Regions from separate parts of the Mus musculus genome. Here all the other regions are linked to region 2. A link is a loop called in an ENCODE intact Hi-C map of the cell type or tissue named here. Cell type or tissue: heart. All regions are shown on one strand. Region 1 holds the start of Gm40536 (a long non-coding RNA gene). Region 2 holds the start of Phip (pleckstrin homology domain interacting protein). Region 3 has its middle 11 kb from the start of Gm27216. Region 4 holds the start of Lca5 (Leber congenital amaurosis 5 (human)). Region 5 holds the start of Sh3bgrl2 (SH3 domain binding glutamic acid-rich protein like 2). Region 6 holds the start of Hmgn3 (high mobility group nucleosomal binding domain 3). Region 7 holds the start of Gm27216 (predicted gene 27216).

The links. Peaks named below come from ENCODE experiments on the same cell type or tissue, not always from the same donor. Only the 100,000 strongest peaks of a DNase experiment are listed, where the experiment ranks them.
Region 1: it touches region 2 in a loop (2.1-fold over the local background); 10 of 42 quality-filtered maps call a loop at or near these places.
Region 3: a loop joins it to region 2, with 2.1 times the contacts of the local background. A loop is called at or near these places in 6 of 42 quality-filtered maps.
Region 4: it touches region 2 in a loop (4-fold over the local background); 6 of 42 quality-filtered maps call a loop at or near these places.
Region 5: it touches region 2 in a loop (2.1-fold over the local background); 2 of 42 quality-filtered maps call a loop at or near these places.
Region 6: a loop joins it to region 2, with 6 times the contacts of the local background. A loop is called at or near these places in 12 of 42 quality-filtered maps.
Region 7: it touches region 2 in a loop (2.2-fold over the local background); 6 of 42 quality-filtered maps call a loop at or near these places.

What each region holds. Positions count from the first base shown.
Region 1 is chr9:83,349,151-83,353,150 of GRCm38, forward strand. It overlaps Gm40536 (a long non-coding RNA gene), which reads right to left and starts at 647. Exons shown (of 5, transcript XR_003948197.1): 1 at 485-647; 2 at 1-94. Gm46123 (a long non-coding RNA gene) reads left to right here and starts at 2,349. Exons shown (of 2, transcript XR_001779248.2): 1 at 2,349-2,784; 2 at 3,818-4,000. In heart, a CTCF peak has its summit at 1,743; DNase peaks (open chromatin) are centred at 541 and 1,681; H3K27ac peaks cover 871 bases.
Region 2 is chr9:82,973,717-82,977,716 of GRCm38, forward strand. Phip (pleckstrin homology domain interacting protein) reads right to left here and starts at 1,773. Exons shown (of 40, transcript NM_001081216.1): 1 at 1,536-1,773; 2 at 1,372-1,430; 3 at 1,211-1,240; 4 at 958-1,017. The coding sequence starts at 1,575. In heart, a CTCF peak has its summit at 2,258; DNase peaks (open chromatin) are centred at 635, 1,885, 2,005 and 3,465; H3K4me3 peaks cover 3,528 bases; H3K27ac peaks cover 3,663 bases.
Region 3 is chr9:83,263,891-83,267,890 of GRCm38, forward strand. No RefSeq gene overlaps it. Among named protein-coding and RNA genes, the nearest start is that of Gm27216, 11 kb to the left of the region's middle. In heart, a CTCF peak has its summit at 2,022 (motif pointing left); no DNase peak of the experiment used is centred here.
Region 4 is chr9:83,438,759-83,442,758 of GRCm38, forward strand. It overlaps Lca5 (Leber congenital amaurosis 5 (human)), which reads right to left and starts at 2,341. Exons shown (of 8, transcript NM_027448.2): 1 at 2,151-2,341. The region is part of intron 1 of Gm2087 (predicted gene 2087); the gene reads left to right. In heart, no CTCF peak of the experiment used is centred here; a DNase peak (open chromatin) is centred at 2,423; H3K4me3 peaks cover 1,848 bases; H3K27ac peaks cover 1,878 bases.
Region 5 is chr9:83,545,792-83,549,791 of GRCm38, forward strand. Sh3bgrl2 (SH3 domain binding glutamic acid-rich protein like 2) reads left to right here and starts at 2,547. Exons shown (of 4, transcript NM_172507.5): 1 at 2,547-2,712. The coding sequence starts at 2,668. In heart, a CTCF peak has its summit at 2,489; a DNase peak (open chromatin) is centred at 2,480; H3K4me3 peaks cover 1,328 bases; H3K27ac peaks cover 922 bases.
Region 6 is chr9:83,144,274-83,148,273 of GRCm38, forward strand. It overlaps Hmgn3 (high mobility group nucleosomal binding domain 3), which reads right to left and starts at 2,334. Exons shown (of 6, transcript NM_026122.4): 1 at 2,158-2,334. The coding sequence starts at 2,172. In heart, no CTCF peak of the experiment used is centred here; DNase peaks (open chromatin) are centred at 1,848 and 2,378; H3K4me3 peaks cover 1,566 bases; H3K27ac peaks cover 1,192 bases.
Region 7 is chr9:83,252,503-83,256,502 of GRCm38, forward strand. Gm27216 (predicted gene 27216) reads right to left here and starts at 2,007. Exons shown (of 4, transcript NR_166684.1): 1 at 1,914-2,007; 2 at 1,121-1,180. In heart, no CTCF peak of the experiment used is centred here; no DNase peak of the experiment used is centred here.

The sequences.
Region 1 (4,000 bases), 380 kb after region 2:
GGCAGGATAAAGCCTAAAATCTCCTGGATAATTTCCACTGGACTCACCCAGAGACCAGGTGTATTCTAAGAGCTTCTCTGCCATCGCACAGAGCCTGGAGAAATAAAAAGCATTCGGTTTTTCCGAAGTACAAAGAGTGAACTCTGACAACGCTGTCTCGTTACTTCTCTCCTACGGTGGCGTCCCATGGTGAACATTGTCAGCTCAACAACATATATAAAGTAATTATTTTTTTTAAGGGCAATTGCTAGTGAGCAGAGTGGAAGCAAGAGGCTGGCTTCCTGACTCTTAGCTAATAACCCTAAGAAGGATGGCTGGGCTAGTCCCTGCATAGAGACCTCTGTGCCCAGAGGGCCTTTACATTTCTCTCCTGCTAGAACTCCTACTTCCTCCCCTCTGCTTCTCCCTCGTCTGTTCTTCCTCACACTCTTTTTGCTCCTTCTCCTTCTCTCCCCCTCTCCTCCTTAGTCTCAAGCCCTCTCACCAAAGAAAGTCTTCCTGGGGACAGTCAGTGTGCACAACAGATTTGAAACAGCTGCTCCTCCTGCTGCCAGTGGGTGGGGAGCCGGGAGCCTGCCTCCTGTCCCCTGCTTGCTACATTCCTGCTCTCTGCCTCAGAAATCTGAACAGACCTGTTTAAAGGACCAAGTGGGTGGTGTGTGCACGTGTGGGCATGCATCCCTGTTTAGAGATGGGATGGAGAAAAGGTAATTTTATGGTTCATTAAAAAAGAAAGAAAGAAAAATAGAGAGAGAGAGAACATGCTCAAAGCTCCTCCCCATTTTCTCTCTAAACTGCTGATTTTTTTGTTCTGGGCTCCCTAGAACTGGGGTTCACTTGTAAGCCAACAAACACTTATAGTCCTGGCCAGGATGCATTCCTGCTGAGAGCTCACAGCAGCCACAAGAAAGCTGCAGCTGACCTGACTGTCTGTCCTTTTCCTGAGAGGGAATGCAAACTTGCAGACTTTCATCTGATTAGTTGCCTGAACTTCAGCAGAAATACTTTTACTGTCCTGGTTGCTTCTTGCAGGAGGCCTGCTGGTACCCTGTTCTCATCGGATCTCCACATAGTCACACTGGGTAGCATGCCCTTTCTGCATTATACCTGGAAGCATGCCCTTTCTGAGGCAGCCAGAGTTTGTAACATCAACACAGAGTTGTTTGGTAAAAGCGGGAGTCTGCAGAGACCACCAAATGACGAAAGCTGCATAAACAGTTGTGGGTGGCTCTGAGTGCTGTGAATTATCTGAAACCCATCACTAGGGGAGGAAGCTGAGACCTGGACCCTCCCGAGATGAGCGAATGGTTATTGTTATCTCAGATGCTTCTCACATTGTGGGCTCCTCAGTTAATATGAGTCATAAAAGAAGTGTTTTATAGGAAGTAGACTTTTTTAAGTTAACAACTACATGTAACATTCAGCCAAATTAAAAAAAAAAATCTGTTCCAAAGAACTGGCCTTGATGGCCATACCAAAATAAGGCACCACATACAGAAAATTATATTTACTGTCATTTCTGGTTAACGACTGCAATTCTGAGGGTGGTTCTTGAGGTCATTGTGTCTACTTTAAAAACAGTCCGGCACAAACGGCTTTGTTGTGCTTGGCTTTGTTGTAGGGGACACAGATGAGACCAGCAGCAGCCTGTTGCTCTCTGTTAGGAAAGCTTTGAACTGGCCCTGGAGGGGGTTGGGCGCTTTCTTCCCATTTCAGACATGGTCAGCTGCTGCCCTCTCAGGGAGCTTACACTGAATGTCCTCCGAGGTTCTTTCCAACTACACATTTTTGGAGTATATGAATATAAGTTCATGTGGAGGTCAGGGGGAGGAGAAACTAAAATCAGGAGTTTCATGGGGGTGAGGGGCTTTTGGAAAGGAGAAAGTTAGAAGGGCTCGCTTTCCAAGGAAGGCCTGCCAGGCTTTAGATTTACAGGAGGGACAGAGCACCAGTCCAGGTGGAAATGAATATGTCACAAGTGTAGAAGAGGCTGGGTAGGCACAAGCAAATCAAGGTGGCAGCGGGCACTGATGGAAGAAGGAGAAGTGCAATCGAAGAAGCCTCTAGAAAGGTAGAAATTGAACTGTGTTGGAGGCAAAGGTGAGCTGAGCAAGAAGCCTGACAGACACTCATGCATTATCTGATAAACCTGACAGTAGCCTAAGGACACATGAACTTCAGAGCAGCTCAGAAGCACAGGCAGGCGGGGGAACTATGTACGGATTGGAGCACTAGTTCCTTCCTGCAGAGGGACTGGGCTTTCCTGGCTAAACACAGGGGCATGGCTGCAGATCCCAGCTGTCTGTGGATCTGGGGCAGAGCCCCCTTCGTGTTTGAGGTTTGTCTCTTGTCTGTATGGAGATGAAAGGGCAGGACAGAAAAATCTGGAAACAAGCTCTCCAGGCCAGAGCATGGGAGTCTCGGGACTTTCATCTTACCACAGGGCTTATGGGGACTTTTAGCATGTGGGACAAATCCTTTGTTAGTGAACAAAGAAATATGGCTAGAAGAACATTAATGAGAAATTGAAAGACTGGAAGCCAGCCAGGTGTGGAGCTGTTTCCAAAGGAGTGAAACTGGATGGATGTCTATTTGCAACTCCACCATGATAATCACCTCTCTCTCTCTCTCTCTCTCTCTCTCTCTCTCTCTCTCTCTCTCTCTCTCTCTCTCTCTCATGTGTGACTAATACTGGTCATAGAATGGCCTGGAGAGGGTGTAGTGTGGAGTGATGGTACACCCTCTGGACTGGGAGGGACTGGTTCCTTGCGTCACAGACCCCAGGTAAGCTGATTGCTGGGGGCCGAGCTATGAAGAGTGGAGCAGGCAAGAAGGATCAGGGTTCCCTGAAGGATGTACACATTCCAGGGAGTTTTACCTTTTACATTTCAACATTCTGCTTAAATCTGTATTTTCACTCTATTTCTTAAATGTATGCTGTCAAAGCAGAAAAGAAAAAAATTAAAAAGACAATAAATCGTTCTGAAAGCTGTGCCTAGAATTTGAACCACAAGACGTCAGCTCCATTGTGACCCTCAGAGGCTCCTATGTGGATGTCCAATCATGGTTCTACCACATTTCCTCCCGTGAAGAGGCCACTTCTCTAGAAAGCCTCCTGTCCTAGAGTTGACCTTGTCATGCTTCTCTCCCTCTCTTGCAAAATGTTGCTCCAGGAAATCACAGTGGGAGGAGCCAGGCCAGAACACATGGCTTCTCATAGGCATACAACACACACACACACACACATCCACACATGCACACTACATACACATACATACACATATGCATATACTACACATATTCACACACATATACATATGCATATACCACCCATACACACATACCATAGACACACATACACACACACTCACACACACATACATATACATATGCATACACCACACACACACACACACATATACCATAGACACACATACTCACACACTCACACACACATACATATACATATGCATACACCACACACACACATATACCATAGACACACATACTCACACACTCATACACACATACATATATATATATATGCATATATATATATGCATACACCACACACATACACTCACACAGATAGATATACATAAGCATACACCACACATACACATACCTATAATAAGCATACACCACACTCACACATAGTCACATACACATACATATGCATACACCACACACACACACACACACACACACTCATACATATACATATGCATACACCACACACACACACACACACACACACACACACACACACAGAGGAGAGTTTTTCTATACCATTTTCTCCTCCTTTCTTTCCATTCAGTACTTCTAAGGATTTCAAGGTACAAAACTACCTATGCTCAGAAGACCCTGTTCTCTGACACTGCTAACTCACACTGAGTTCAGAGTGGCCAGCCCATCTGATGGACATCAGGTCAGGTCAGAGTTCTTGCTTGTATCTGGACAGATTCCACAGAGCAGACTGAGGAAACTTCCTGGACCCAAG
Region 2 (4,000 bases):
CATTCACCATACTCGTGTCAGCTCCACGTATGGAAAGCAACTGTTTGTAAATTATTGCCTTTGAAAACTCACCAACTATAAAAACATTGTTTTTCAATCAATTAAAGAAAAACATCTCAATATAAACAAAAACTTAAAAGCCAAGGTCCACCCCACGGCAACTATGCAGATAAAACCCACAATTCTTCAATGACCTCTATAAATGACTTTTAATAAAAGAAGGTAATATCCCCCAAGAATCTGCAAAATTGGAAAACGCCTATTAAAACTTCCAGGTTTATACTTCGGCAGATCTGTTTGTATAATGCACAATGTGCCGCTGGGTGACTACCATATCTATCTGAACGCCTCCAACCAAACAAAGATTAAAAAAAAATAAAATTAAAAATCTGGGTCTGAATCTACAGAAAACAAAAGACAGAGGAGAAGGGGGAAAAAAAATTTTAAAAAATCTTGCCAAGGTTCCTCCGCGGCTCAAAGGCCTTCTTGTGAAATGCTAATGCCACTTCGGAGCAGTTAGTCACCAGCTATTGTGTGGAGCTGGAGAAAGCTGAGCCGGCCGCGCGTGCAGAGCAAGCAAGGAGCTGGCGAGCGCGCTCTCCAGGCTTGCGCCGCTCCCGCTGCCGCCGCCGCCGCGCGCGCGCCCCCGCGCGGATACGCGCGCCGGCCCCTCCTCCTCTGGCCTTGCACTGCACAACACTCATGACGTATCTTTATTTCTAGCACATTAACAAAATATCACAAATAAATTGTCCGCGGACCCCGCGGCCCCGGGGCGCCCGCACCCCCGGCTGCCGCCCCCCGCAGCCCCCGCTCCGGCCTCCCAACCCTCCCCGTGGCCTTTGCAGCTTTTCCCGTTCTGGGGCCAAGTTTTTGTCTCTGTAAAAAATTGCGGGAAATTCAATTTTTATTCGACTCGGGGAAAAGTTTCTTTGCAGTGCGCTAGGAATGTCTCACCAGATTCTGGTAGGTCCTGGGGTGCTCCTTCCCGGTCCAGTCGGTGCGCCGGGGCAGCAGCTGCGGGGACAGGACGCCCGGTGAGCGCGGCCCCCGGCCCGGACCGACGCCGCTCCCCTCCCCAGTCCGCCCCGCGCCCCGCCGGGGACCCCCCGCGCCCCGCGTCCCGCGCCCCGCCGGACGCCCGAGCTTGCGCAGCGGCCCGGGGGAGGCCGTGCGGCGGCGGGACGGCGCCGGGCCGCCGCGCCCTTACCTCCTTCTCGGCCACTTCGCGGATCAGCACCTGCAACAACAAAGCGGGGACGCTGAGCCCCCGCGCCCCGGGCCGCGGCCCCGCCGCCGCCGCCGCCCTCCCCCACGCCCGCGGGCGGCCACCGCGAGCGCCCGCCCGTCCCCGCGCCGCGCGCCGCCTACCTGAGCCGCCTGCTGACAGGGTCCATCTTCCAGGAACCGGGCGATGAGGAAGTAGAGCTCTGCGCGGGAGAGAAGGACGGGGAGACACGGGCTGAGCGGCCGCGGGGGGCGGGGGCCCGCGGGCGAGTCCGCCCGGCGCGGCGGCCCCGCAGCGCCCGACTTACCCGATCGCAGCTCCGAGAGGCCTTTCCTCTCACGAGACATGTTTGCGGGTCACTTCGGGGCCGCCGGCGGGACACCCCGCCGCCGAGGGGACGCGGGGACGGTGCCGCCGCCTGCCCTGTAGCTGTCAGTGTGTGCTCACGAGCCGAGCCTCGGCTCCACCATTCAAGCAACGGCGGCGGAGGCGGAGGAGGAGGAGGAAACAACAACTCTCAGGCAGCGGCCCCGGCTGCGGCCGCCTCCGCCGGGATCCCTCCGCCGCAGAAAGGAGTCCGCGCCTTCGCGGCCCCGCACTCGCCGCCCCCGCCCCCCGCGGGAAAAGGAGTGCCTCGGCCTAGGCCCGCGCCCGCGCGGTCGTCGCTCCGCGCGCCCTGGGCCGCCACTTATTTATTTATTTCCAGCGCGAGGAGATGTCGGAGCCGAAGCGGCGGGCTGCCTGGCGGGCGCTTTCTCTAAAGAGGCCGCGGGCGGGAGGGAGAAAGGGAGGGAGGGGAGGAGGGGGCCGGCACGGCTGCGCGGAGGGATCTGACGCACACGGAGCCGCAGCACAGGCTCTATTCAGCGGCGCTGGCTGGGTTGAGATGGAAGTTAGTTTCTATGTAGCAGAAATAGGAAACAAATGAAGCAAAACTGCTCAAAGAGGGGAAATGCCGGGAGGACTGGGCTCACTCTCACGCACGCACAGAGACTCTCAGCGAGCACTCTCAAGCTGGGCCAAGTCGGGATCGCGCTGCCCTGCCCGACTTGAACGCTAGTGTTTGCTTTCAGTCTTGCCATGTGCATGTGTATAAATGCTGCGGATTGGCATCCGTGTAAGTCTTGTCCTGCGATATTTCTGCAGCCTGGGCAAGTGTTGTGTAATTTATTGGAGTGCCGTGGGTTGCAATAGAGGTTCGGGCTTTTTTTTTTTTTTTTTTTTTTTTGAGCCACTTGCGTTCTGCAAACCCGTTATTCCCCGAAGCCACCTCTGCATATTTCTTTTATTACTACCATCGCCTGAAGCGTTCGTTTAAAAAAAAAAAATGTTTTTGTTTTGATAAACGGGCAAGAGGAACTCCAGATTTGTACTTCAGCTCATCTTTTCCCCCACTTATTACAAAAAGGCTAGTGATGGCTAATTAGGGATTTGGAAGTGAAGAACCTTAAAGCTTTTTAAAGTGTTTACAAGAAGGGCTAATATAAACCTGAAGGAAAGGAAAGGGCGCTAGCTAATACTTATCTCTAACTGATATGGAGGTAAATTACTGACACGGTCGATAACCTACCGAAGGTTATTGAAAGAGTATATTACAGTTTAGCAAAGGTGATTAGTGATTAAATAATTTAAATTATCTGTGTATCTTGCAGTTGACTTCGTCATGCTAATTAATGGCTTCTAATTTACGGTGTAAACCATTCCTGTTTACAGTTAATCACGGGAAGACTTCTTAAAAACTGGCGAAAAGCAGAAACAAAAATCTTTTCGTAAATCCTAATGTAATTACTGGTTTTATATGATACATCGTTCATCTGTGTTTTGCTGATGAGGATAGGGGCCTTGTTATTTTTAAAACGAATATGGGTGAAATTAATGGAAACAATGGAAAAGGCCGTTTGTTAAAAAACAAGGACACCGAGTGATATTTATCTCCAGATGAATTAAGCACTTTCCAAAAAGACTTTGAGAGTTCAATTTTTTTAAAGGTTGGCCTTTTAAAGAGAATTAGGCTAGTCATTCTTTTGTTAATCCTTAACAAAAGATCCTCTTTGAATTTCTTAGATAATAAGCTGCATTTTATGGGTCTGATTTTAAAAGGTAATTTGTGAGGTAAGGACCAAGAAGCTGGATTGTGGTTTTCCGGGATTGTTTCCTCAAGCCCTGCACCCTCCTAGCTCCCTGCCTTCCTAGTGGGAAATGCTGCAGCCGCCTTAGGCTGTACTGCAAGAGCACTAAAACACCAGACATTCTCACACATGTGAGCACGAGGAAACCGTCTCAACCCCCTTTGGAATCATGGATGTAAAATTGCCTTTTGTAACTCAATAAAAATAAGAGGTTACCCCGATTGGTCCTAATGCTACAGTATTATAAGATCTGCCCCTAAACTGGTGTGGCTAGCCTCAGAATCTGGACATGTTTGCATTTTTAAAACGTGTAATCCTAGTCTTACAATGTTAGGTAAAGTAGCCTGCTTCTGAATAATTAGGCATAAAACATATTTTATATGCCTTTGCAATTGTATTTATTTATGTGACTAATGTTGTTTTATCTTAACTTTTTAAAATGCATTATGTCCTTCAAATAATTTAGGTACTTCATTGAGAAGGTCTTTAAATGAACAGATTTTGAGAACTAAAAATTCTACTTGAGGCTTGCTGGTTCTGCACGCAACACTAATCTAATTCTTCCTCTTAGATGTTTTGCCCTTGAGAGGTAAAAATCAAATTTTGGCAAGTAATGTAAACTGTATCTGGATAAAGTTTTGTA
Region 3 (4,000 bases), 290 kb after region 2:
CAGGACATCAAACAGTGCTGCTTCTAAGTCATTAGAGATCTAAAACAGTGGGGAAATATGTAATCCGTCCTCCCCCCCACCTCTGTCTATCTCTCCCCTCTCCCTCTCTCTCAGTGCTTGCTGGGACACAGGCTACCTCATATACAAAGCAAGCTCTGTACCACTGTGTGGAAATCATTTTAAAGGGAAGATGAAAGTTGAAAACAAAGATATGAGCCTTACATCCTAAAAGTTAAAGTTTTGGGTACAGTTAGTTGACTTTGGGCCTGTTTGTTTTGTTTTGTTTTAACGTGTTGTTTTGCTTTTCAAGATAAGGTTTTTCTGTAGGTTTGGCTGTCCCATAATTAGCTCTGTAGACCAGGCTGGTCTGGAACTCAGAGATCTGCCTGCCTCTGTCTCTTGAGTGCTGGGATTTAAAGGTGTGTACCTGCACCATCACTACTACCACCACCACCAGTTATTTGATTTCTTTCTCAGATACAAGTACTATATTCCTTCAGAAGGAATCCTAGTTATCACATGGTAAGATTTCTCTTTCTGCTTCAGCATGGTGACATATTGGGGAAGCTTAGAGCAGGATAAGGAAGCTTAGAGCCTTCTGTGAGGACATCCTGGCTCTGTGGTGGCATCAGGGGACTTTGCTGTAACTCTGCCCCATGCCAAGGCTTACATTGTCTAGTGCCTTGACCTTCTCTAAGTCTGCTTTTGCCCATCATCTTCAGGGAGCTTGAACCCATTCATCTCCATCTTTGCCATGGAAGGCTGTCTGTATGTTGGGTAGTCAGTCCTTGGTGATATTATTTAACGATGACTCTACATAAGGATACAGTTGCTGAAGACATAGTGCTCCTCCTCAGAGCCTTTAATGAAGCCCAGTACTGCATAACACCCCATGAAAGACACAACACATGAAGACCCGCTGCTCAGGGCCAGGTCAGACATCAGTATGCCACTCCTTGTAGAAGAATTCCATACAGACAGTGCCTGTCTGGAAGTCTTCATCCAGGAGTCAGGGGGAAAGGCAAAACAGCAGAGTTTTCAGGTGACCCCCAGATCCTGCAGTGTCAATAAAGCTGGTGGGAAAAACTAGTTTAAAAAAAAAAGACATAGGCATGAGCATATATCATAATGTGTGGATGTTTGGGGAGCACACAGAGGTTTGCCAGCCACTTCCAGGTAGTGGGGGAATCGTGCCAGAAAACAGTGAGAATCACAAGAGGAAGAAGGACAGTGTGTTCTGGAACCCTCCGTGAAGGCAGACTTTTCAAATCACACTGTGTGGGAACTAATATAAAAAGATGCCTCAGCAGGAAGCAATGAAGGCCAATAAACTCTAGCTGCATAAGGAGAAGAAAATAACAATGACATTTAGCCTTATGTCACTACTAATATGGAATCAGGGGGTTGTGGAAAAAAAGAATCTGGACTGTGCTATTATTCGTTCAGATGACATGTTTAATGGTGTATCCTGTACTTAAATAGGGCATCTTTAAAGGTTTCTCTAGGTACCACTCAATTCACATGATTCAGTTAGAAGTGAAACCCCATGGTAATTAACACTTAGAATTTTTCTTTGATTGTCTTATACAGAAAACTTTAAACATTATCTCCCTTTTAAATCTTACAGCTCAGCTCACCAAATAATACTGTTACATCTGGGTGTCTGGTAGAAATTATTTAATTATCTTCTCTTTGTAGCAGCATAGCTGAAAAATAGTAAACATGTAAGTATGGATCTGTCTATGACTGACAGGGTCCACGTGGAAGTTGTTTGGGGGCAGCCATGGGTCCCTGCTCTTCCCAGACGTGGAATGGCTGCCTTTGCTCTCTCCAGCTGCCGTTACTCTAAAGACTGTTTCTAGAGTTGTCTGGTAGTTTTCTTAGCTTTTCTGATTTCCTCTGACCCAGAAATAAAGATCCATATCTAGCTATATATAAATGTATCCTTTTTGTTTCCCACGTTTGTTACTTAAACACTATGAAGCAGGAAAAGGAGAAGACATCAATATTGGGTGGGGTGCTAGTGCCCTCAGGAGGACTGGGAAGCCCTTGCGGTATCATAGTGCCCTGCACTGTGAAAGAGCTGGAACCTGTCCCAGAGTTCTTTGGGATTTCCCATTTACATCACCCCGAGAAGTCCCCACCGCCGTATTTTTTTCTACAGCATTCCGGCTGGCATTGATGACCCCTCTCACTCTATCCAGATACACACACACACACACACACACACACACACACACACACACACACGTGCGCTCGTGAATCAGGCCCTGCTGGATGTTGAGCACCTATTCTTTGCAATGCTGTGAATGTTTCTAATCACGTTGATGATGCTGATTGCGCCGCTCCGGGAATGGGCTCTGTTCATTACAGTGAGCCTTTCCACTGTCCTGATCTCATCTTTCAGCCACGCAGCCTCCATGTTGTTCCTACATTATTGACTCTGTCGCTGTTCCTAGGTTTCCTCTCTTAATCATACAAGCAGCTTCTCAAGTGCCATTCTGGGACCATAAGGAAGACAAGTGTCAAATATGCCTGCCGTTCTCACCTAGATTTCCTGCAACTCCCTCTTCAATTACCACCTTGCCTGGTGGCTTATCATTCTGTTTCTACACACTGTATATAGTCCTAGTTCATACAGAAAGGAATCGGTCATGTGGTGGGACTATTAATATTTCTTTTGTCATCTATTAATTGAAAACCTCATACCTGGCTCCCTGGAGTCCCTGACCACAGTTCCATTCAAGGGGGTAGAAGGCGAATGTGTGCTGCAGGTGTGCCCTGTTTTCCAGTGCCGTTACTCACGATTATTAAGCCCCCTGTGGTTTTCCTGTTTACACGTGCCCTCAAGTTCCTGAGGGAAATATACCACATATACAGGGCAAAAATGTCAAATAGAATGCTAAGGCCCAGTTAGGAAAGAAAGCAAAGAAATAGACCTCCCCATTACAAGGCACATCTTCTTCCCAAAGGGCAACAGATGACTTCGGTAATCTAGCCAGAAGTCAGTTATATAAGAAATTATAGTAGCAATGGTGTAGAAGTTTGGAGGGCCGAAAGTCAAGCATCATTGATTAATTTCTGAACTTAGAGGTTAGTTTAGAAATATACAATTACTATAAATTTAATGTATAATCAGTAAGAATTTGAATCTATATTTTGTGGCAAATAACACAACTGAGCATTTCAAAGTGGAGTGGAGAGATAGTTCCGCAGTTAACCGAGTTCATACAGCTCTTTCGGAGGACCCACGTCTGAGTTCTCACATATGTTGATTCACAACTGCTTGTAACTCTAGCTCCAGGGAACACAGGCCCTTTTCTGGACTGTGTAGGATACACATATAAAAAAAACACACACACACACAATTTATTTATTTGCTTATTACTTTATTACCTATTTTATTATTAATCCGTTTTATAATACAAATAAATATTCAAAAAAATAAAAGTAGGCGGCTTTTTTCTTTATAGTCCACACAATCTTGGTTTCTTTCCTGAGTTAAATCCTTGTCTTTTTGTTTAGGGAGCCTAAGTCTTCAATGCCTGAGTCACCTCTCCAGGTCTTTCCTAAGAATTTGGACTGCCAGGAACCATCTCTTTTTTTTCTCTTTTATTGCAAATGGATTTTTTATATAATATATTCGATTCTGTGATGGCCACACCTGCCCTGATGATCTGGGTTCCCAAAAATGGAAGACACATACACACAGCCTTGTATTTTAATATGCCTTAAAACTTTCATGTGGGTAACACTTCCCCTCAGATATTCCTGAGTTATTACTTACTAAAATATATTCCAGCATGGCAACTGTCCTCTTCCTTTTCCCTTGGTCCTTTCCCGGGGATCCTAAGGTCCTGCCTCTGTCTCCCTGCCCAGCCATTGGCCACTGGCAACTTTATTTACCAATCAAAACTAACTGGGGACAGGGTCTCTGAGTGTCTTATGTGCACATGCACAGATTCCCATGCAATTTGGGGGGCCAAATCCACAACACCAC
Region 4 (4,000 bases), 470 kb after region 2:
TGGGCATCAGAAAGTAATGAGTGAGGCTGGATCAGATGGAAGCTACAATCACAGGCAGACTGCTTACAGAAACAAAGGATCTTTAGGATGGTTAAAGCACTTAGACATGACCTTTACAAAGGTCTACCTTAACCCAAAAATCAGAGGTCTGCGCTATAATAGCATAGCTAGGGATAGAGAGCATCAAAGTGATGCTGGAGATACTGAGCAAGTCAAATAAGCCGGACTTGGTGATGGACTAAATGTCGAGTATGAGAAGAAGAACCTGGAAGAATTCCAAAGTTTTTGACTTGTAAAGCTGGATGCAAATGCTATCATCTGACCGCATGGGGTTTATCAGACACAGTGAGTCTGAGGTACCTGTGGGCAGGCTAATCCAACTGGAAGTACCTACAATTACCTACCCAGAAGTTGGGAGAGATGCAAAACTGGGGGTGTGCTAGTAAGTTATGGATAGTAGAAGCCACCAGGAAGGATGGAGTTGGCCAAGAAACTATGGAATGAAAAAAGAAAATAGAAGACTGAGTTATGGAATGAAAAAAAAAAAAATAGAAGACTGAGTCGTGGGCAGAGGAGGGGGTGTCCCCAAGCTTGACAACAGGAGGGACTGCTTGAGTCTTTTTCTAGCAAGTCTGACAGAAGTAGTTCCGTGATGTTAAAGAGATACAGTTTTGGAAATATTTATTTTCCAGAGGCATCAACTGCTTTTGACGTCTGAATGACGGTCCATCAATTTAAAGAACTAAGAGAACTCGTCTTTCCTGCCACACATTTGAATAAACATACTAACCAATGCACAACCGATCACAGGGTGAAATACTGTAAATACTAATAGAAAATTGGAGTGTGGAGAGAGACTAGAAAGAATACAGATTAATGAGAATGAGAAAAATGAAACCTCCATTTACCCTTTTCCTGGATGCCTGTAGCTCTCTCACCCGATCCCTCACCATTTAAATGACTTTTTAAATTTACTTACTTATATTTGATTATTTGTGTGCTTGTTTAGTTAGTAAGTTAGTTATGTGAGTGTTTTGTTGAACGCCTGTCTGTGTGCCATGGATACAGTTCCTGGTACCTAGAAGGGCCAGAAGACAGCGTAGGATTCCCTGGAACTGGAGTTACAGACAGTTGTGGGCTGCCATGTGGCTGCTGGGAATCAAACCTAGGGCCTGTGGGAGAGTAGTTAGTACTCTTAACGGTTGAATCAGCTCTCAAGCCCTAAGTTATGACTGTTGATCCCAAAGACATCTATCTAATCCTGAACGCACGGTTGAGCATCCATGTGTATGTGGTCAAGCCTACTCTGCTTGGGCCAAGAGTTAAGACCCTCAAACTTCGGGATTGAGATGTGCAGGCAGGAGCTGGTCCAGGACAGGAAACACGCGCACACACACACACACACACACACACACACAATTAATCAATCCTAAAAGAAAATTTACTTTCATAAAACCTTCCTCCACACCCCGCCCCCACCCCACTTACCCAAATATAGGTACAAATACCTCCGTAAAATTAATCCTCACAATGTGTCTACCATTCACTGCACTTCTCTGGAGGAAAAATACAGCCCCTAGCAACTTGTTACCAACCAAAAGATACCATTACGTATCAAGCCCATGAAGTGACTAAGAATTTACATTCAGGTGAACTGGTCACACAGGGAAACACTGTTCCCTTATTCAGCTAGCGCGAAACAAAAGGCATGTGCATCCACCCCAACTCAGTTCTGCCAACAGGTAGGTTTTGCTAACTACTTTCATTCGTTCCATTCCATCCCTCAATGATGTATAAAAATAATCCACAGCCTGGACCAAAGTGTCTCTCCCCTTTAACGACAGTGTTAACAATAATATCCTAGACTGTTCCAGAGTCTCTGAAAGGCTCCGCGCGCCCTCCTTTCCCATCCCGATCTACACCAGTCTCCAGGGGTTTCTTTCTGGTAACTTCGTTCTTCTTTGGATCCGTCTGCACATGCTTTCCTTCTGCTTTAGGGGGCTAACAAATCCCAGTCTCTCAACTTTCTCTTCCTTCTCTCCAAAGCATCCGCCGATCAGCCCCGCCTCGCCCCGCCCCATCACGTCCATCCCCCCCCCCCCCCCCCCCCGGCCGCAGACCTCCTCTCTCATCCGAGGCCCGCCCCTCACCCTCCAAGCTGGCACCTCCTGCTCCTGCCTGGATCATCGGCCGATCCCCGAGTCCGACCGACAGCTACGGTCCGAGACCTAGAGTACCCGGACGCTGCAGACTGCGGTTGCGGGGAGTTTGAACTCACTCACTGTAGGGACCACGGCTGCGGGCGGCGGCTCGGCGGCTTCGGCTCCTGGGCAACGGAGCAGAAGCCCAGCTTGCACCGCGGGAGGACCGGCCTCCGCCTCCCCCAGTTCCCATTGGTTACTGGACTCCATACGTTCATTTCTATTGGTTATTGTGGCATCGGAAGGCGGGATGGCGAGGAGAGAGGCATCAACCATTGGTGGGCCGGTGAGGCGGGGAACCGCGACCCGCGAGGACAGTTGCACGGAGCCCAGCACCCAGGACAGACCGAAAGAATGCCAACCCTTCTCATAGAGGGACGCCGGCTCCAGAAAGGGTCTGTGGACAAAACCCTTGGAAACCGGCCCTATTTTTTTCTGAATATTTTGGATTTCGTTATAAAGAAATCAATGTACTTTTCTGGTTCCGCTGAAATTGATGTGTAGGAGGGTGTGGACTTGATATTTTCATGATACTGCTGCCTGGGTTCTGGACTTTCTTGAGATAACACATCTTGAATATGGCTTGCGCATGATTTTTAAGTTCTGAAGGAAATCTGGGGCTAAAGGATAATGAGAACACGTTTGTTCTCGTTATGTTTTCAAAGAATTGTTTTTAAAGGAAATATTCTGAAGTGCATGACAGTGGGCTAAGGGCAGCTAGATGGCTAATTTTTCTTTTAAACTTGACAGTGCACACTAAGCAGTATTAATTGCAGTAGGTAAAGAAGCTATAAAGAAAATCTTTTCCACGGGGGCTCTGACGCTCTCTGAGCTTCTCATCCAGACCGTTTAATAAGACTGTTCAGTTCCCGATTGAAGCCTGCTGTCATTTATACTCCAGAAAATAGATTCAGGGGGTAGTAAGCGGTGAGATCAGGATAGAACCACATGGCTATTAACTTCCAAATCTAGCATCTTTAGAGCATTTCTCTAACAGGGTAATAGCATTACTGGCAAGTCAAAAAAGTATCTAAAATTTTAGAAATCTCCCAAACAAAATACCTAATTGTGTATAACATTTTCAGTGTCCTTATTACACCACACAGTGTTACTCTATCAGAGATAACAATTACTTTATTTGACCTTGAAAAAAAATAACCAAAATAATTTATAGTTCCTCAAAGCCAGTTTTACCAAATTGATGTTTTAAAGATTTGTCCCAAGTGTGATGATAACTTCACCTTTCTACATGGCATGACTTTGATCTGCCATTTTTATTAGGACTTCAGTTTTCTGATTATACCATTTCACTTCACTGTGTACTACACAGGTTACAGCTTTCCAGGAAAAAAGAACTGAAGCTACCAAACCACATTTTAATATTTTTACTAATTGAAACTATTTAACTGCATTAAATATTTAACTGCCGTTTGTAAAGATTGTGTTTGGGGATGAATCCTAATCACAGTTGGGCACTCTGGGTTTGTATTCTAGTCTCACAGGAATTCCTGTTACTACAGTGCTTCAGACTCCCATTGGCCAATGAATGCCCCTCCCCCCCTTTTTTTTCCTGCAGGACTTTGCCATGTTTGATGCTCTATGGCAATGACACACACACACAAAAAAACCATTTCTACATATGTTTAAGAAACTGCAGTTTTTCCTATGAGGGAACTACTATTGCAGAATCAGAAGGACTTGTTAGAACCTTCAAACCATTTACTAGCCAGAGGTAGACATAGTTTTCCTGACATCAGACAATAAAGATATATATATATATATATATACACATATACATA
Region 5 (4,000 bases), 570 kb after region 2:
GCTCATTCACTGAAGCCTTGGTCTCCAGTCTGTGGGGGCTCTACTAGGATGCAGTGGGACTTAGAGGAGGGAAAGCAAAGCCACTACGGACTCTGGAGGCACATTGAGATCCACTTCCTTTTCTCTTCCTTTGCTTTCTGGTGTCATGAAGTCTGTGGTCTCGCCTCCTCCAGACTTGGTCTCCCAAGTGGTGGGATGCAGGCCTGTGCTACCACACCTGGCTGACCTTTGCCCTCTTTAAGTTATCCCAGGTTGTTGAGAGCTTTTGGTGCGACTTCTAGGAATTGGGTATTTGTCACTGGGCTTAGACAAGGAAGTAGGCCTAGATAAGAGTAACAGTGAGCATGGGGCTTTGTTTACTATTTTGCTGAATTATTTCCTTATGTGATCTTTTTGCATACTACTCTGCTTAATTACTTTCTTGTGTGATCTCCTTGTTTACTACTTCGATCCATTACTTTTGTCTTGGATATACCTAGAATGATCTGTGTGTGTGTGTGTGTGTGTGCATATATATATATGCAGGCTGGAGAGAAATAACGCTGCTTCAGCCTCCGTACAGGCAGGAGTCAGGTTATAATTTTGTCTAACTGTTTTTCTTCTTTTTAAATCCTCATTCCCTCGCTTGAGACCCTGTTGACTGATTGAGCTGGCTTGGTCACCAGGTGATTCGTCACAACAACAGGAAGATGACTAACACAGTTCCTCAGAGCCGTGTGTTCTATGTCACAGCTCCGTGCTGCCTGACTTCCCCAGTTGCAATTCCAATTTGCTGACTGAGGAAATGACTTAGTCAATTTCTTTTATCCATTTTCCTCAGAGCGCTTCTGAGTTCTACTGTTAAGCTGTTTATCTCCATTGCTACATTAATTCTATACTTTGGGGGGGAGGGAATGGTTCCTTTTGTAAAGACCCATATTTATACAGGAAATAATGTATCTACTTCTGTGAAAATTATTTCACATTTTATATGCCTTCATTTCCATGTTTGTGATAGCAAAAGCTAAAGAACAATTGCAGAGTGTTATAGCTACAGCAGAACTTATATTTAAGTTTTTAACATTAAAAAGAAATAAAGACCCACCAGGATTATATATTCTTACTCTACTAAGTTTAAAGAGGCCTATGACAAAAGTGGATTAAGATAAGCAATGAAGGGGCCACTGAGATGGCTCAGTGGGTAAAGACACTTGCTGCTAATCCTGACCCACACGGTAGAAGGAGAAAGTTGTCCCATGACCTCCACAAGTATGCTGTGCTAAATGGATCTACACAAACAAAAATATACATACATACATACATGCATACATACAAATAAAACTATTTAAGACATAAGCCACAGGAAAGGTTGGCAACTTGAAATATTAGTAAGTCTAAAAACCAAAGTCCTTCAAGCAACCATTTGTGCCAGAAACTTGCAAACGTGGGAGACTTCATCACACAATTTTCTTCTCTCTAGAATTAATTAGCAGCATTCCCTGAACGCTGCTAAAGTCCCTTGGTGAAATGAAGAAAGTAAATACAGTAGTGTGAGGGAAACTGGTTCACTTCCACAAAACTAGGAGTGGCTTGAGCCTTAGCCAAGCCAATACAACCTGCTAAAGCACTACTCGGAACCTATTAGCCACTTCATGAAAGCTTTCTCTTTAATGGTATCCTCCTGGGATACCGCGTTGGAATGCACAGCGATTTCGAAAAAGACACAGATTTGGCTCAACTGTAAATATCAGTAGGTGCACAGAGGCAAAGGCATTGTGCGGGGTAGGGGGTGGGGAGGGAGGGTTCTGATTCCCAATGTTGATAGGGGGATTTTCATTTCTATCAGTACTTATTCTTTTCTACTACAATTACAGTTTTGCAAAGAAAAATAAAATATCGGTCTTGTTCTCATTTGGCTTTCCAGTTTTCAGTGTCTTTAGAATAAAGTGAAAGCCTGTTTCATTTACCAAAGAGATTCCCTTTGCAAACTAGGCGTGGTGATGTATGCTTGTAATACCTGCTAGGGAGGGTGAAGTTGAGTTCCAGGCCAGCCTGGGCTACATAATAAAACCGCCTCCAGGAAAAATAACAACACTCCTCTTCAACAGTTTTTCAGGGTTGCAGGAGAAACAAAACACCAAAAGCTCAACCCACTGCCATGCCTGTCCAAGCCCGTGAACTGCCAAGGTCTCTGGGGCGAGCCTTTGCGTGTCTCTAAAACAGTGGGTCGCCTCAGCTCCATGGCTGTTTCTGATAGAGGATGCTCCACCCGTCTCCACCGCAAACAAAACCCAAGCTTGGACTATCCTCCACCCAACCCTTTGTCTTGTTTGCTGTGTTCTTGTAAACTGGCTTCCCGCCAATTAGCTTGTCCCGCTTCCGGGTCCTTCCTAAACCACCTGCGTGTACGATTAATTCCCGTGAAGCAGGCGCCGGACAGAAGGAGCGCAGTGCCTGGTCACTCTGGGCGCCAAGGAAACTACAACTCCCGTCAGCCCCCGCGGCCGCCTGGCCCCACCCGCCTCTCGCTCAGCCCGCGGCGGAGGCGCTGGGCTTTCATCCGCGGAGCGGCGGGAGCCAGACGCGTCGCTGCGGTCTTCTCCGACGGTCGCACGGGAGTCGGCAGCTACCTCAGTCGCGTTAAACTTCTGTGACCGAGTCAGCGGCGATCCCTGACGCAGCGAGAGGATGGTGGTCCGCGTCTTCGTCGCCTCATGCTCAGGCTTCGTGGCGGTGAGCCGAGCGGGCGGGATCGCGGGAGACGCGCAGCGCGTGCGCCCGTAGGAGACGCGCGGGCAGGTGACCGCCGGGCTCGGACCCGGTGGACACGCAGGGGTCACACACCCCGCACTGGCAACTGGCGAGGGGACCCAAGGGAGCCAGTCCCCTGCCGCAGCTGTCGGCTCCAGGGGCCCTTTGCTGAGTTTAGAGGTTCCGGACTTGGGACACCCCGTCGGCTTATGTTTCCTATGGCAGTTTAGACTACTTTGATTTGCTGACCTGGCGTCTGGAGGAAACCCATTTTAAAAAATTGCTCTACATCCTCTCGTCCCCAGCAAGTCCTTTTTAGTTTTACACCTGAGCAAACCACACTTGTCCTGTTAGGTCGCAGTTAATTTATTTTCTTTGTTGTTTTTTAGCCTAGGGTGTTACAAATACTTTTACATATGGTCCTTCCCTTGTTCCTCCAGTGCTGTGGTAAATTTCATTTTAAGAATAAATTGTGTTTTCTATTTTTAGCTACTCTGTTTGTCGAGTGTTGACTTCTTTTAGGAATATTGTTCTTTAGAAGAAGTTAAATAACTAGAAATAGTGCACATGTATACTAAGACACATGTAATGCGCCTGTAGTGTGTCAGTTATGTTTCATGTGATTGCTAAGACTTGATTTCCTTAGCCAAGAGTTAAACTACATCTCCAAAAATCTACTTTGTCAGTTACTTAATCAGATATAGAAAAAAGTACAAGAATGATTGGTTTAAAGTTTAGGCTGGCTGGTTGCCTGCTCAGTAGGCAGACTGTCTTAGAATTTAAGTGGGTGGGGTAGAAGGCGGAATAAAATACTACTTGGAAAATCCCCGTAAACTACTGAAGCTCTTAACCCAATCTTTTTTGATACAAGGACACAATAGCTGGGAAAATGCTGGCCTACCTGTATGTGCAGGCATGTCCTGGTTCTCAAAAATCCTCCCTTTTTGTTATTGCTTAGTCATAGGTGCCTTTAAAAGATTTTTCCCTGTTAAAGCTGAGCCTCATGAAATGTACTATCTCCTAGATAGATTTATTGAAATGAATTCCTTACTATAGAGCTTTTGGTCTTTACCATGAACTTACCAGCTTCGGTAATTATTTCAAAAGGAGCTTACTGATTTCAGAAGCAGCAAGCTCCAATGTTGATCTTCAGTTGTGTTGGGAAAGTCACAGGTAAATTACCTGTCTTCTCCATCATGTATCCAGACTTGCATCCTGTAACCAATTTTATCAGTTCCATAAACACACATGTATTTAGTGCCTGCCTACT
Region 6 (4,000 bases), 170 kb after region 2:
TCCTAGGTGGGCTGGCCGTCACAGCCAGGCAATCTGTGGCTGTGCCTACCCAGGTACCAAGGCAGGTGTCTGGCTTCCAGTTATCAGTAAAAGGACTTCCTGTTAACTGAGGAGGCTTTCTCAGATGTCCTGAAGACCCCCACACATACATACATACGTACATACATACATACATACATACATTACATACATACATACATACGAACACCACTTTGCCCCTAGTTGAAGGATTGGGTATTGGCTAACTCAATAGAGTCCCAGCCTTCCAGAGAAGTAAAACATAAAGCCACTTTGTACCCCACTTTTTCCTTCCCATCTTCCCCTTTAGAGATGGCTAGTGACAGAAAACAAGAGGAATGGCTTCACCAGCAGTGGCCCTTGATCAAGGAAACGTTCCATTAAATCTGCTGGTTATTCAAACATGTTAATAATTCCAGGGAAAGAGTTGGCCTCCATTCCCTCTCAAGCTCTTTTCTGGATAATTAGTTCCTCTGATTCTGCTAGAATTCCCAACACGTTACCAACCTTAGATACAAGGCTGCAAACAGTGACATCACTGTAAAAACAATGCTGCCATCAAAGGACACTTGAACAAGAGTCTCAAGTGTTCCCACTCTTCACACGCCATGAGCTTCTTCAACTACAAGGCTCAGAATTTCCTGAATCCCTCTATACGAAGAGAAAGCGTTAACAACGGTGTCAAGTAAGGCCTTCGGGATTCACAGCTCCACTCTAAACCAATGACTGGTTAATGAAATGTTGGCAATGAATCTTAAGACGCTGCTCAATGAGACTAAAACAGTTCCGTGGTTATGTAGATTAAGCCAGATAAAGCACATCAGACTCCACCCACCATGAGACACAGAGTAGGTTCATGTTCTAATAGTATGATCGATTTTCTTTTAAAGAATGGAGGTGCTTGGGCTGGCTCAAAGAGTAAATACACTTGCTGTAGATCCCCACAACCCACACGATAGGAGAGAGCCTACTACTGCAATCTGGGTGTCAGTGCCTCCTGTGAATACAATCAATCAATCAATCAATGTAATAAAATACATTTTAAAGGAGTGGAGTTGTTTATAATAAAATTCTTAGTGACGATGCATAAGGAAGCAAAAGCTTCTAAAAATTTTAAAGCTTTGATAGTTTTAAATAAAGCAACCACACACACACACAGTGCACAGTCTTCGGGAGAAAACGGTATTAACCAAGTTTCAACTTTAATGGCCAAGATGGTTGACTTGGGTCCTTTGGGCAGGTGGCAGGAAGGTTTTTTTCTTAGGACGCAATCCTCACACATCGCTTTTCTCTGGGAGGGGTAGAAAAATATCTGCCCTTCCTTCACCAGTCCAATGACAAGTCGAAGCCCCACCCTGAGGGAGCTGTGTGGCCCCACGTGTGGCTCATGACGTCCCTGCGCGGAGGGGACACAACCCACCAGGGGCAAAGGAGAGACTAAAAAGACCTCGGTTCCCTGCCTGGCCAAGCGTGGGGTCGTGGGTGGGACAGTGGCAGGGGCTTGGTGGCCCCTGACCTTGGCAGGGTCAGTGAGCTTGGCACCAGTCCCCTTCTTTGCAGCCTACCCGGCGCTGCGCACTGCCCCGCCCGCCCTCGCGGCTGGTGATTGACACCGGAGTGGGTACATACGGGTCCGCGGCGCAGCAGGGCTGGCGTAGGGAAACATGGCTTTCCCTCTCCCGGCCTTCCGCCCGCATCGCGCTCGCCCAGGGCACGGCCCAGGGGACACTCCGGACCCCGCCTAGCTCCTCTGAGTGCTTCCACGTTTTTCGATTTCCCTGGCCCGGGAGACTCCTCTCATTGCTTTCCCTCCACCCTGAGAACAACCTGAGTTTGCCAAGAGGAAACTCCTGCGAGGGGGATGGATACCCGCCCTGGCTGCTGGCAAGAGATGGAAACCATTCCAAGCAGGAGTTGATGGAGAGGGGAGGACGTCCCTGGAGGGAAAGTAACACTCAGAGCTCCGTGCGGGGCGAGCGAGGTCAGCAACAGGCATTTGCAGAAGGAGCGGGCAGCGGCCGTGCCCAGCGCCTGAGTTATTAGGCGCATCGCCGCGTTCATCGCAGCGCAGGGGGCTTACTCCAAACACACTCGAGGGCCTGCGAGCAGGGTTTTTTTTTCCCCCTTTACAGGACTTACCTTTCTCTTCGGCATAATGACTACGTTGGTGCAGCAAAAAAAGTAAAGCAATGTTCTGGGCCGCCTGGCACACTGCTGGATGCTGCCTGGCCGCTGCTGCTACTCCCGCAATGGGCTCGGCTAGCCCGGCCTCTCCGACCTGCACCTCCGCTTCCTCCCCCGGCGCTCCACTCGCTCGCATCCCGGTCCCCCAATGGCGAGCCCTGCCAGCCAGCCGCGAGGCCCCATTGGCTAAGAGAACGTTCTAAATTCCACGAGGGCACGCCCACCCCCGTTCACCCGGTACGCGCAGTTGTAGTTTCCACTTCACTGGGAAAAAAAAAAAAAATCTGCCTGGCGACTGAGCATGCCCAGTTCAACTAGTATCCTTCAGGCTGCACTAACTTGGAGTTTCATTGTTTGACGTGCCTTCTTTGGATTAAACCATTGTGCATCTTCATAGGAAAAAAAAGTTTAGTATTAAGTAATGCTGGGTTAACTTTATAAAGTAAATAGGGCCACGGGGTGCCTTGTACAATTGTTACTTATAAAAGCTTGTAACGGGTGTTCATGGTGCGGGTCTATACAGGGTAGGAAGGTCTGTTCTGGAAGAGTTTCCACAGTTTCTAAGGTTCTCAGTTCCATCTCTAGCAAATACCATCCCCCATCCCCATAGTTCCTTGGTCTAATTGTTTTGTTTTTTGTTTTTCTTTAAGTCTGTGTTACAAGTCATATATGAATTCAGCCAATTATTCAGCTATGTGTGAATAATTGTTATAATTGATATAAATGTTTGTTGTGGAAACTAAGGGGAAATCGAGAAATGTAGGAACAAATAAATCACTTATATATTAAATATGTACATTTAAACGACACCTGCCAGGTTACCATTTTGTGTATAGTGTAATGTTTCTCGACATTCCGCAAAGAATTGCAAAATACATTATCTGAATTTATTTAAGACCGGTTTTATCCTGACTAAAGACCTCAGACCCGGGAGGCTGGGGGGGGGGGGATTTTTTGGTCAACATCCTTCATAAACATAGGCACAAAGACACAGACAAAATTTTATCAAATCAAATTCAACAACATTTTTAAAAAGCTAATACATAACCAGGGGAGTTGAACCTGGGAACACAGGATTCGTTCTGTGAATCAAATCATCCTGAAAATCAATCAGTGTGATCATAGCACTGATTCTATTATAATTATATAATATGATATATAATTATATTATGTTTATTATAGCACAAAGCTATAATCGGGACTGTGACCATCTCAAGGGCTGCAGGGGGAATGCTAGGGAATGGGTGAGCAAGTCATGATAAGTCTACAGTAGAATATTACTCTGTGATCAAAGAAATAAGTTTTCCCTGATGAGATAAATAACAAAAGAAAAATGCTAAATGGAAGTCAATACAAGACACTATACTGGGTGGTTTTGTTTATATGAAATTCCAGGAAAAACAAAGCAAACTAAGCAAGATTAGCCCGAGAATCATTTACAAGCCAAAAGACATCTTAGGAAACTGCTCTAAAGCCTTACACTGTGTAGTGGCTATTCCTGGTTGTCAACTTGACAATATTTGGAATGAACTACAATCCGGAATTGGAAGGCTCACCAGTGACCCTTATCTGGAGGCTTGGAGATCCTTATCTGGATCTTGGTTTGAAGATCTTGAGCCATAGTGGCTATGGATTCCAGAAGATTGAATCTCCGAGTTAAGGAACACACCTTTAATCTGGGCTATGCCTTTCATCTGGGATTAAAGGTGTGGTGGAACACACCTTTAATCTGGGCTACACCTTTTGCTGGAGACAATATAAGGACATTGGAAGAAAGAAGCACAACGTTTAGTGGGTC
Region 7 (4,000 bases), 280 kb after region 2:
AAAATGCTCCTGCATCCCTCGCTGGTTCTCTAACGTTGGTATGCATGTGGTCAGAAAGGATCGCATCGGAGCGAAAAAAATCTATACAGATTTTCAAGACTCAGTGGACTTTTATATACCCAAAAGTAATTTTTGAAATGAAGAAAATCAGAACAGGAACATGTGTTTTCTTGCTTTTGTATTTGTTTGTTTTGTTTTGTTTTGTTTTGTTTGAATTTTTATTTTAATCAAGATATGGGAGAAGGCAAATGACATCATGTAACCAGCAAACTGCTGGGCTGTGTGGATCTGAGGCTCCCTGGCTGTTTTTGACGCCTCTGTGCTAAGTGTGAGCCTTCAGCTATTATTTTTGAATCTCTCTTTACTAAAAAGCAAAATTACAGCACTTGATGATGGTCTTCAATACTGCCCTCGTCCCACCACTATATAAGCCAGCCTTTAAAGGCTAATCCTGTGTCCAGAGCACTTTGGATGGGTTCGATCTGGTCCCTCCCCACACAACATTATTTTCTCCTGGCAAGCATGACTTCCCTATAATAATAAAATTATTAGAAATTTTGGAATAATTGATACTGATCCCTTTAGTTTTTTCTTCCTAGGCACCTCCCTTTGCTTCCAAAGGTAGCAATAAAGATCAGAGTATTACTTTCTGATTATAGACTTTGGTCACTTACCCAGCAGAGGTGAGGCATGGCCCAAGAACACAGGGTTTCCTGATGATGAATTTAGACTTCCTAGGCTTGTGATCATTAGATCAAGATTAACAGGTGAAGGTTGAAAACTTTTAATGTTTAGAAGAATTCCCCCCTGACAGGCTTTGAGAAAAGGGTTCCCAACTCAAGGATCAGAGAAGGCAAGAGTTAAATGGAAGGAAATCTTGGGGGCAATCTTGTTTGGAAACAGGATGAAGATCTGAAGATGAAACGAAATTTGATTTTGTGCTGAGTTACACGTTTTACAAGAAATTAGAATGCAATTTTGTTCTGCTATAGCTAATGGCTTCACTGCCTAAATTAGTGATGTTCTTTCGACCATTATTTTCTTTCTCTTTATTTTACTATTATCTTTAAAGCTCACCATTAAAAAGCATTTCTACACCGTGTCAGTTGCGAACACCCACCTTGAGTTCCGTTTGTACGGAGGCCTGTGCAGCACAACAGGAGCCAACAGTGCACATCAGCTGTGAAAAGATAATCCGAAAGGCAGGTTGCTGCTTCCATTTCTTCTCAGGTACAGGACATAAAGGAAATTGACTATCCCTGTGGTCATGCCTATCGAATTCACATGCAAGCGCACCGACGTCCTAAGACTAGGGCACCTCAGACTCCCTTACCCTACTTCTGAGAGAAAGGTCATATTTAATCGGCACCCCAAAACAAAATTTTAACATCTCCTTGAAGTCACTTATTACCCTTGACTCTAGCTCACTGGTAATAAATACCTCAGAGCAGGTTAGACTTGGCGTCCAAGCTCTGCCAATCACTGTGGTTACCGTCTACTGGTTAGCGTTCATCAGAACTGTCTGCCCTGCTGCTAAAAGCGCATAGTTTGCCTGTGGTTACCAAATGAGTATTTGATTTACCTGATTTTCCCGTGAGGACCTGAGTTCCCTGTGAGACCCCTATTTCCCGCAGACATTATAAGCTTTTGGAAAGTCGGAGCAGAGGTCTGGAAAAAAACTAGTTAACTGGGGCTTGTGAGAAGGAAGGCTCAGCGGGTACAGGGGCTTGCTGAGCAATTCTATCTAACCTTGTGATTTCTAACCCCCAAACTCGTGGTGGGAAGAGTGGAATCCCTAAAATTGTCCTCTGACCTCCCCACATGTTTCCTGGGCAACACACACACACACTTATTTACAACAATATTATAAATAAAGAAAAACTGTAAATGATAAGTTTACCCCACGCACTTACTTCTACGTTCTCCAGGGAAGTCCAAGGACAGTGAGGAGCTGGGCAAAGCGCGGGTGGGACGTGCAAACATTCTGGGTTACAGGGAGAGGACTCTGGTAGACAGGAGGGGGTTACCGGAATCTATTGCTCATTGGTAATGGGTGTGTATGGTCTGTGGCAAGAGGCAGAGCTAGAAACTCATTAATCAGCTTAGGTCTAAGGCTGTGGACCTTGTCATTTAGAAGTGAGGGCCAGATGGGTCAAAACCAATGACCAGCTGAAGACTTGCTTTTAAAGGACCTCTTTTTTTTTTCTTTTACCTTTTTTTCTCTTCTGAAACTCCACTCAGATGATAACTAATATTTCTGTTTGACTTATGTTAAAGAATAGGTTCAAAATGAACTTAAAGCAAAAAGTTCCCTTTTTTGTTTGTCTGTTTTTCACTTTTACATAGATGAATAGCATATTTAAATATTTTAATTTTCTAGCTACTTGTTGATATTTTACAAAAATGTTACTATTACCTACTAATCTTGTAGCTGGTGACCTTGCTAAAGCATTGCTAGCCCGATTCTAGTGTCTCTACACTGAGAAGAATTCCTTCAACTTTTCCATGATTATCTCATAATAATAATAATAATAAACAACTTTCTAATCCTCAGAGCTCCCACCTTTTTCCTTATACTGTAATAATTCCAGAGTTGAGCATAAGTGGCTATATCAGGGGTTATTAGAAAAACTTACCAAATAAAATATAAGATATAAATTCTTTTCACATTTATTTTGGTCAAAGAAATTCTTGCTAGTAACTCGTTCCCTGAGAACTTGCCTCTAAAATGACTACTAAATGTTATCAACGGCTTCTATTCTGTAGCATACTGAAATTATGTTCCCTTCTTTTACATACTGATGTATGACAGATTTCTAACATTAAATTGATTTCTATATCTAGAATAGATCCTACTTTATGGCAGTCCACTGCCTTTCTCTATATAGATGAGCTTAATTAGCTCTTGGTACGGCTGTGCACGTGTTTATGTTTGGCATATGTGAATACCATGCCATGCTTGTATGTGCACGTGTGTGGGGAGGCTAGAGGTTGACTTTAGGTCACTTCCTCAGTTTCCCGCCACTTGAATCATATCATCCTGCTCCACTGAACCTGAAGCTCACTGACTGAGCTGGCCTGGCTTACCAGCAAGCCCAGGAGGCCTCCTCTCAGTATTCCCACCACTGGGATTACACTCGGGTGTCTATATGCACACCTCCTTTACATGGGTGTCCGAGATCGAACTACAGTCCTTCTGACTGATCCGTGGCACCTTACTGACTGAGCATTGTCTCCAGTCTCCTAATTTTCTTTCTTTCTTCCTTTCTTCCTTTCTTTCTTCCTTCCTTCCTTCCTCCCTTCCTTCCTTCCTTCCTTTCTTTCTCTCTCTTCCTCTCTCTCTCTTTCTTTTCTTCCTATCTATCTATCATCTATCTATCTATCTATCTATCTATCATCTATCATCTATCTGTTTAATGATTGTGTTGGCTTTGTCCCTATCTTTTCCTCGTCTTGACTCTGACAGCAAATGAGATTAGATAAACAACTCATGTGTCAGGGTTTTCTTTTCTGCTAGTGATATTTCAGGTTTGGAGTTCTCTTTCTTGGACTGTGTCTTGAACCCTCCTGGGAAGCCATCAGGTTCCATTGTTCCTGGAAGGTGAACTATGAGGTACTGTGCTTGCTGCTTCATGGCCAATTTTGAGTCCATTTGGGAAAGGTTTAAATATTTTGTTCACCTTGGCAAACTTTCCAAATGAGTTAAACTTACTTATCATATGTATATGGTATATGTATATATAACACACATATATGTTATAGATGTATAACTTATAAATTCCTTGGCCATTTTTTATCTCTGCCTATTTATCAGTTGTGCCCTCTTCCACTCTTACCATATCTGTTTTTGCATTCTCTTTGTTTTTTTTTACTTAATCTTACTTATCCTCAACCCCAAAGCCAATCCGTCTCGCAGAACCACTGATGTTTTTGTCAGTCCAAAAGTATGTGGGGCTTTTGTTTGTTTTTGCTATTTTACTCCTATATTTTCAAGATCTAT